Regions from separate parts of the Homo sapiens genome. Here region 1 is linked to region 2. A link is an interaction called in ENCODE POLR2A ChIA-PET data of the cell type or tissue named here. Cell type or tissue: PC-9. All regions are shown on one strand. Each heading gives the region's core, and the rest is flanking DNA. Links, peaks and the distances in the headings are about the cores only. Region 1 holds the start of LOC105371770 (a long non-coding RNA gene). Region 2 overlaps IKZF3 (IKAROS family zinc finger 3).

What was found. Peaks named below come from ENCODE experiments on the same cell type or tissue, not always from the same donor. Only the 100,000 strongest peaks of a DNase experiment are listed, where the experiment ranks them.
Region 1: POLR2A ChIA-PET joins it to region 2 with 5 read pairs; 2 of 35 experiments call an interaction of 5 or more read pairs at or near these places.

The regions. Positions count from the first base shown.
Region 1 is chr17:39,572,557-39,575,468 of GRCh38, reverse strand. LOC105371770 (a long non-coding RNA gene) reads left to right here and starts at 2,339. Exons shown (of 2, transcript XR_934745.3): 1 at 2,339-2,541. RefSeq lists an enhancer at 339-913 and a silencer at 1,579-1,848. In PC-9, for the core only: no CTCF peak of the experiment used is centred there; a DNase peak (open chromatin) is centred at 1,328; H3K4me3 peaks cover 1,051 bases.
Region 2 is chr17:39,832,877-39,835,788 of GRCh38, reverse strand. All of the region lies in intron 1 of IKZF3 (IKAROS family zinc finger 3), which reads left to right. It also overlaps the pseudogene KRT8P34. Among named protein-coding and RNA genes, the nearest start is that of IKZF3, 30 kb to the left of the region's middle. RefSeq lists an enhancer at 1-393. In PC-9, for the core only: no CTCF peak of the experiment used is centred there; a DNase peak (open chromatin) is centred at 1,628; H3K27ac peaks cover 497 bases.

The DNA.
Region 1 (2,912 bases), core at 224-2,723, 260 kb after region 2:
CCCTGCTGTTGTCACCCAGTCAATGTGGGTTGCAAGAATAATGAATTTACAGAAGAGGAAACAGGCCCTGAGATAGACACTGAAGTTGCCAGAGAGGCTCAGATCACATTCACAAGCATGACAGGTATACATTAAACGGCCTCAAATTCTCCACCAGTTCCCTCTTTCCCAGGGCTGAGAGGGATCAAAGGTTGGAGTCTATGGAAGAAACTTCCCAGGTCTGGCCCTTGGACAGGACAGGGGCAAGGCACGAGAGGGAGACTGTCAGGGATTGTGGGAAGAGAGGACCCAAGGAGAGAAGGACAGTAGTAGAGAGCCTGGTGTAAACCTAGATATTGAATCCGTGCAATGCCAATGAGGTAAAGAGCAGTTTTGCCCCTCTACTGTGACAATGGGGCGGCTTTGGCTGGAAGGTTTGAGGTAATCTTCCAGTTAAGCAGGGATTTAAGCATATGGAGAAGACTCACCTCCCTCAAGGTATCCACCCAAAACAGCAGCAGGGATAGAGGTCAGCCCCTTATCTCCCTTTCTTCTTTTTGCCAGAGGACTTAAGGTCCTGCCATCTACACATTACATATTATCCCATTTAGTCATTGGCAACTGGCTTATCCCTATTGTATAGATGGATAAGCCATGGCTAAGAAAGGTAAAGCGACTTGCCCAGGCTACAAACCAAGTGGCGGAACTAAGTAGATGCTCCAATCTCAGTTCTGGCCCCAGATGCTCTTTTTTTTTTTTTTTTTTTTTTTTTTTTTTTTTTTTTTTTTTGAGACGGAGTTTTGCTCTTGTTGCCCAGGCTGGAATGCAATGGTGCAATCTTGGCTCATTGCAACCTCTGCCTCCCGGGTTCAAACGATTCTCCTGCCTCAGCCTCCAGAGTAGCTGGGATTACAGGCGCCCGCCACCACGCCCAGCTATTTTTTTTTTTTGTATTTTTAGTAGAGGCGGGGTTTCACCATGTTGGCCAGACTGGTCTCGAACTCCTGACCTCATGATCCGCCCGCCTCGGCCTCCCAAAGTGTTGGGATTACAGGCGGGAGCCACCGCACCCGGCCCAGATGCTCTTTTTAAGGTGTCAGTACTTGGTTTGGGCGTGGGGTGGGCACACCATGCTGGATTCTGGGGAAAAGGTCCTCTCCCTCACACAGACTCCTGGCCTTCCTTTAAGCTTAGATCCTTGCGGGGTGTCCTGTGTTGGTTGGGTCCAGACCCTGCCCCTGCTTCTACTGAGAACTGTACTGAGAAGATGCCCAGGGAGGCACATAAGACACGCGTCACCAGGCCTTGACACACGTGACCAACGCTCCTCAGAGATGTCACCTTTCCCGTTTTACCAGGGCTTGTTTTCCTGAAGTTCTCAGTCCTCCACTGTGTTCTTTCCCCACCCCAACCTTTCCATATCCTCCCGGTTCAGAAGGCGCAAAATCTTTGCTGAGGGCGGGCCGAGGCAGGGTGTACGCGGCCCAGAGCTGGAACCTTGGAAGAGCACCGACCGGACACTGCTCCGCTCTCCCTTGGGGCCCTCCCCTCCCCGCCCACCAAGAGAGCAGAGGCGGGGCCGGTCCTCCATCCCCGCCCTGCCTGGCCAGCCACAGCAGGGTGGCCTGAGGAGCGGCTGGGGGCGAGGGCCGGGGAAGGGGCCTGCAGATGCCGCCTCCGCCTCCCTTCCTTGTCCGGGGCCCCCATGGTGTCGGGGAGCAGGAGGAATCAATCAGGATAATGAAGCCGCAGCCTGCCACGCACTGCGGGGGCACTGAGGAGCGGGGGCCGGTGCCAAGTCCGCCAGACGGTTCGGAGGAGCGGAGCCCGGCGCGGCCCGGCGGCGGCGGCGGCGGCGGCGGCGATGGCGGAAACCCGAAGGCCGCGCGCTAAAGCAGGACGCAGCTCCGCGCAGGGCGCTGGCAACCGCGCCTTGGCAACCGGGACGCCCGAGAGAAATCTTAAAGCTGCAGTGGCCTCTTTCCCCTCCATTGCGGTCGCCGCCAGGACCCCAGGGGAAATGGTCGTGCGGGCAAAGGTTGCTGGTGGGGGTCAAGCTCTGAGCCTCTCAGGACTTGGGAGGCCGACTCATACACTCGCTCACTTATTTATTTTATTTTATTTTATTTTATTTTGAGACGGCGTCTCGCTCTATTGGGTAAGCTGGAGTGCATTGGCGCGACCTCGGCTCGCTGCAACCTCCGCCTCCCGGGTTCAAGCGATTCTCCTGCCTCAGCCTCCCGAGTAGCTGGGATTACAGGCGCCCGCCACCACGCCCGGTTAATTTTTTTGGACTTTAAGTAGAGACGGGGTTTCACCATGTTGGCCAGGCTGGTTTTGAACTCCTGACCTCAAGTGATCTGCCCGCCTCGGCCTCCCAAAGTGCTAGCATTACAGGCGTGAGCCACCGCGCCTGGCCGTATTTATTAAATGTGTGTTGAACTTACGTACCCGAGCACAGGCTAGACACTAGGGAGGGGAACGGGCGGTGATTAGAAATGAACAAGATCCTGCCAAGAGGAATTCACAGTCTAGCGCGCGAGGCAGACCAGAATGGCTGAGGTGAGCAGAGCCTTGTGTTACCCAGGATAAAGGGGCTTGGCTGGAGGGCTGACGGGGGGTGTTATAAAATATTCCTGCAGCACCTGCCTTGCTCCAGGCCGTGGGTTGGATGCTTCTTTCCTGGGCTGTGTTATTATCCCAAAGGCCCTGTGAGTTGGGTATTATTATTACCCCTATTATCGATCCCATTTTAAAGATGAAGAATTAGAGGCCCACAGAGGTGAAAGGACCTAGCCAAAAATCTCGTTTTATTTTTTGGAGAATCTAGGACTGGGTCAGTCCTATGACCATAGGACTCCTGATTCTGGCCAATTCTCATTATGCATGATGTCTGCAAAGTCAGATCTGAGTGAGGACTTCCAATATAAATT
Region 2 (2,912 bases), core at 157-2,656:
GGGTGGAGCTGGATGGAGTCTTACCTGGATGGCAAGCTTACAAGATCAGCTTCCTCAGGCAGCTGTATGAAGAGGAGATCTGGGAGCTCCAGTCCCAGATCTTGGACACATCTGTGGGGCTGTCCACGCATAACAGCTGCTCCCTGGACACGGACGGCATCATTGCTGAGGTCGAGGCCCAGTATGAGAAGATCGCCAACCGCAGCCAGGCCAAGGCTGACAGCATGCACCAGATCAAGTATGAGGAGCTGCAGACCCTGCCTGGGAAGCACAGGATGACCTGCGTTGTACAAAGACGGAGATCTCCAAGATAAACTGGAACATCAGCCGGCTCCAGTCTGAGACAGAGGGCCTCAAAGGCCAGAGGGCTTCCCTGGAGGCCGCCATTGTGTATGTGTGGGGAGCGGTCCATTAAGGATGCCAATGCCAGGGGGTCCAAGCTGGAGGCCGCCCTACAGTGGGCCAAGCAGGACGTGGCGCGTCAGCTGCTCAAGTACCAGGAGCTGATGACCATCAAGCTGGCCCTGGACATTGAGATCGCCACCTACAGGAAGTTGCTGGAGGGCAAGGAGAGCCAGCTGAAGTCTGGGATGCAGAGCATGAGTATCCATATGAAGACCACCAGGGGCTACTCAGGTGGGCTGAGCTCAGCCTACAGGGGCCTTACAAGCCCTGGCCTCAGCTATGGCTTGGGATCCAGCTTTGGCTCTGGCGGGGGCTCCAGCTCCTTTGGCTGTGCCTGCTTCTCTAGGGCTGTGGTTGTGAAGAAGATCAAGACCACGATGGGAAGCTGGTGTCCCAGTCCTCTGATGTCCTGCCCAGGTGAAAGGCCATAGCAGCCCCTCCCAGCCTACCCCCTCCCATGGCTTCTCCAGAGCCTGTGGAGGAGGCCACTGTGCAGGGGAGTATAGGGAACAGGAGACCCACCTGAGGCTCAGCCCTAACCCTCAGCCCACCCATGGGGAGTTTACTGCCTGGGATACCCCCCTTGCCCATGCCTCCAGCTACAAAACAATTACATCATTTTTTTTTCCTCCAAAATAAAGCCTCAGCCAGATCTGCAAAGCAAAACAAAACAAACAAAGAAAACCAACAAAAACCAGAACATACATATGTCTCAACTACACATGGCACATTCACCAAGAACACCAGTCTTAATACTTTTAAAAGGACTACAGTCACACAGACTGTGTTCTCTGACTGTAGTGCAATGGAATTTGACTTCAATAACAAGTTAGCTAAAGAATTCCCGAATTCCCCCAAATATCTGGAAATTAAACACTTATAAATAACCAGTGGATCACAGAAGACTCGAGGGAAATTAGAACTGAATTATAATCAAAACATCAGCATTTATGAGATGCAGCTAAAGCAATGCTTACAGGAAAACTTATAGCTTTAAATGTTTACAATTAGAAAAGAAGAAAGGAATAAAGTCAGTCACTAAAATTTCACCTTAAGAGGGCAGAAGCAGAGTAAGTTAAGCCCAAAGTAGAGGGAAGAAGCACTTTTGAACAAGTTCTAGTTTCACTGTGTTGAAACTAGATATATGCCTCCTACCCTATAACCCAGTAATTCCACACCTAGGTATTGACTCAAGAGACATGAAAGCATATGACCACAGAAATACTTGTGCAAGGATGATCATGCTCCAGTCTAATCATGAGAAAAACAAACACATCCCAGTTGAGGGACATTCTACAAAATACCTGACCAGTACTCAAAACTGTCAAGATCATCAAAACAAGGAAAGTCTGAGAAACTGTCCCAACCAAGAGGAGCCTAAGGAGACAAGATGACTAAATGTAATGTGGGATCCTGGAAGGGATCCTGCAACAGAAAAAGGACATTAGATGAAAACTAAGGAAATCTGAATACTTAGATAGTAATAATGTATGAATATATATTCATTAATTATAACTGATGTACCATACTAATATAAGATGTTAATAATAGGGGAAATTGGGTGTGGGGTATATGGGAACTCTCTGTGCTATCTTTGCAATTTTTCCATAAATTTAAAACTACTCTAAAATTTAAAAGTTTATTATTTTAAAAAGGAATATCATAGTAGTTTGACTTATAAATAGCCCAAACTGGAAACAGTCTAGGTGTCCATCAATAGGAGAATGGATAAACAAACTGGGATATTCATATGGAATACTACTTAGCAATAAAAAAGAATGAACTACTGATAAACACCACAGAATGGATGTATCTCAAAACATTATGTTGAGTGAAAGAAGCCTCGGGCAAAATAATTTATACCATATGTCTGTGTGATTCTGTTTTTATGAAGTTCTAAAATAGGCTAAACTAATCTATGGTGGAAAAAGTCAAAACAGTAGTTGTCTCTGGAGTATGTGGGTGGGAATTGACTAGGAAGAGATGTGAGGGAGCTTTTCTGGGATGATGGTAATGTTCTGTATCTTGATAGGGGTTTGCATTACATGAGGATATGCATTTTTAAAAACTCATTGAATGGTACACTTAAGATCCATGCATATCACTGTATGTAAAATTTACTTTTTAAAATCTTGTAAACAGATATTGAATTTTAGTTAATAATAATCATGCTGAAATGTTAGGACTGAGGTATACTGATATCTGCAACTTATTTTGCAATGCGTTGAAAAAGCTGGATCGATGAATGGATTGAGAGATGAATGGGTGGAAACATATGTGAGAAAGCAAAAATAGCAAAATGTTAATTGTAGAATCCAGAGGGTGAGTAATGGATGTTCAACTGTGCAGTTCTTTTTTTAAAATTTTTTATTGATACATAATATTTTACATATTTATGGGGCACATGTGATATTTTGTTACATGCATAGAATATATAATAATCAAGTCAGGGAATTTGGAATGTTTATCACCTTGAGTATTTATCATTTCTATGTGTTGGAAACAAT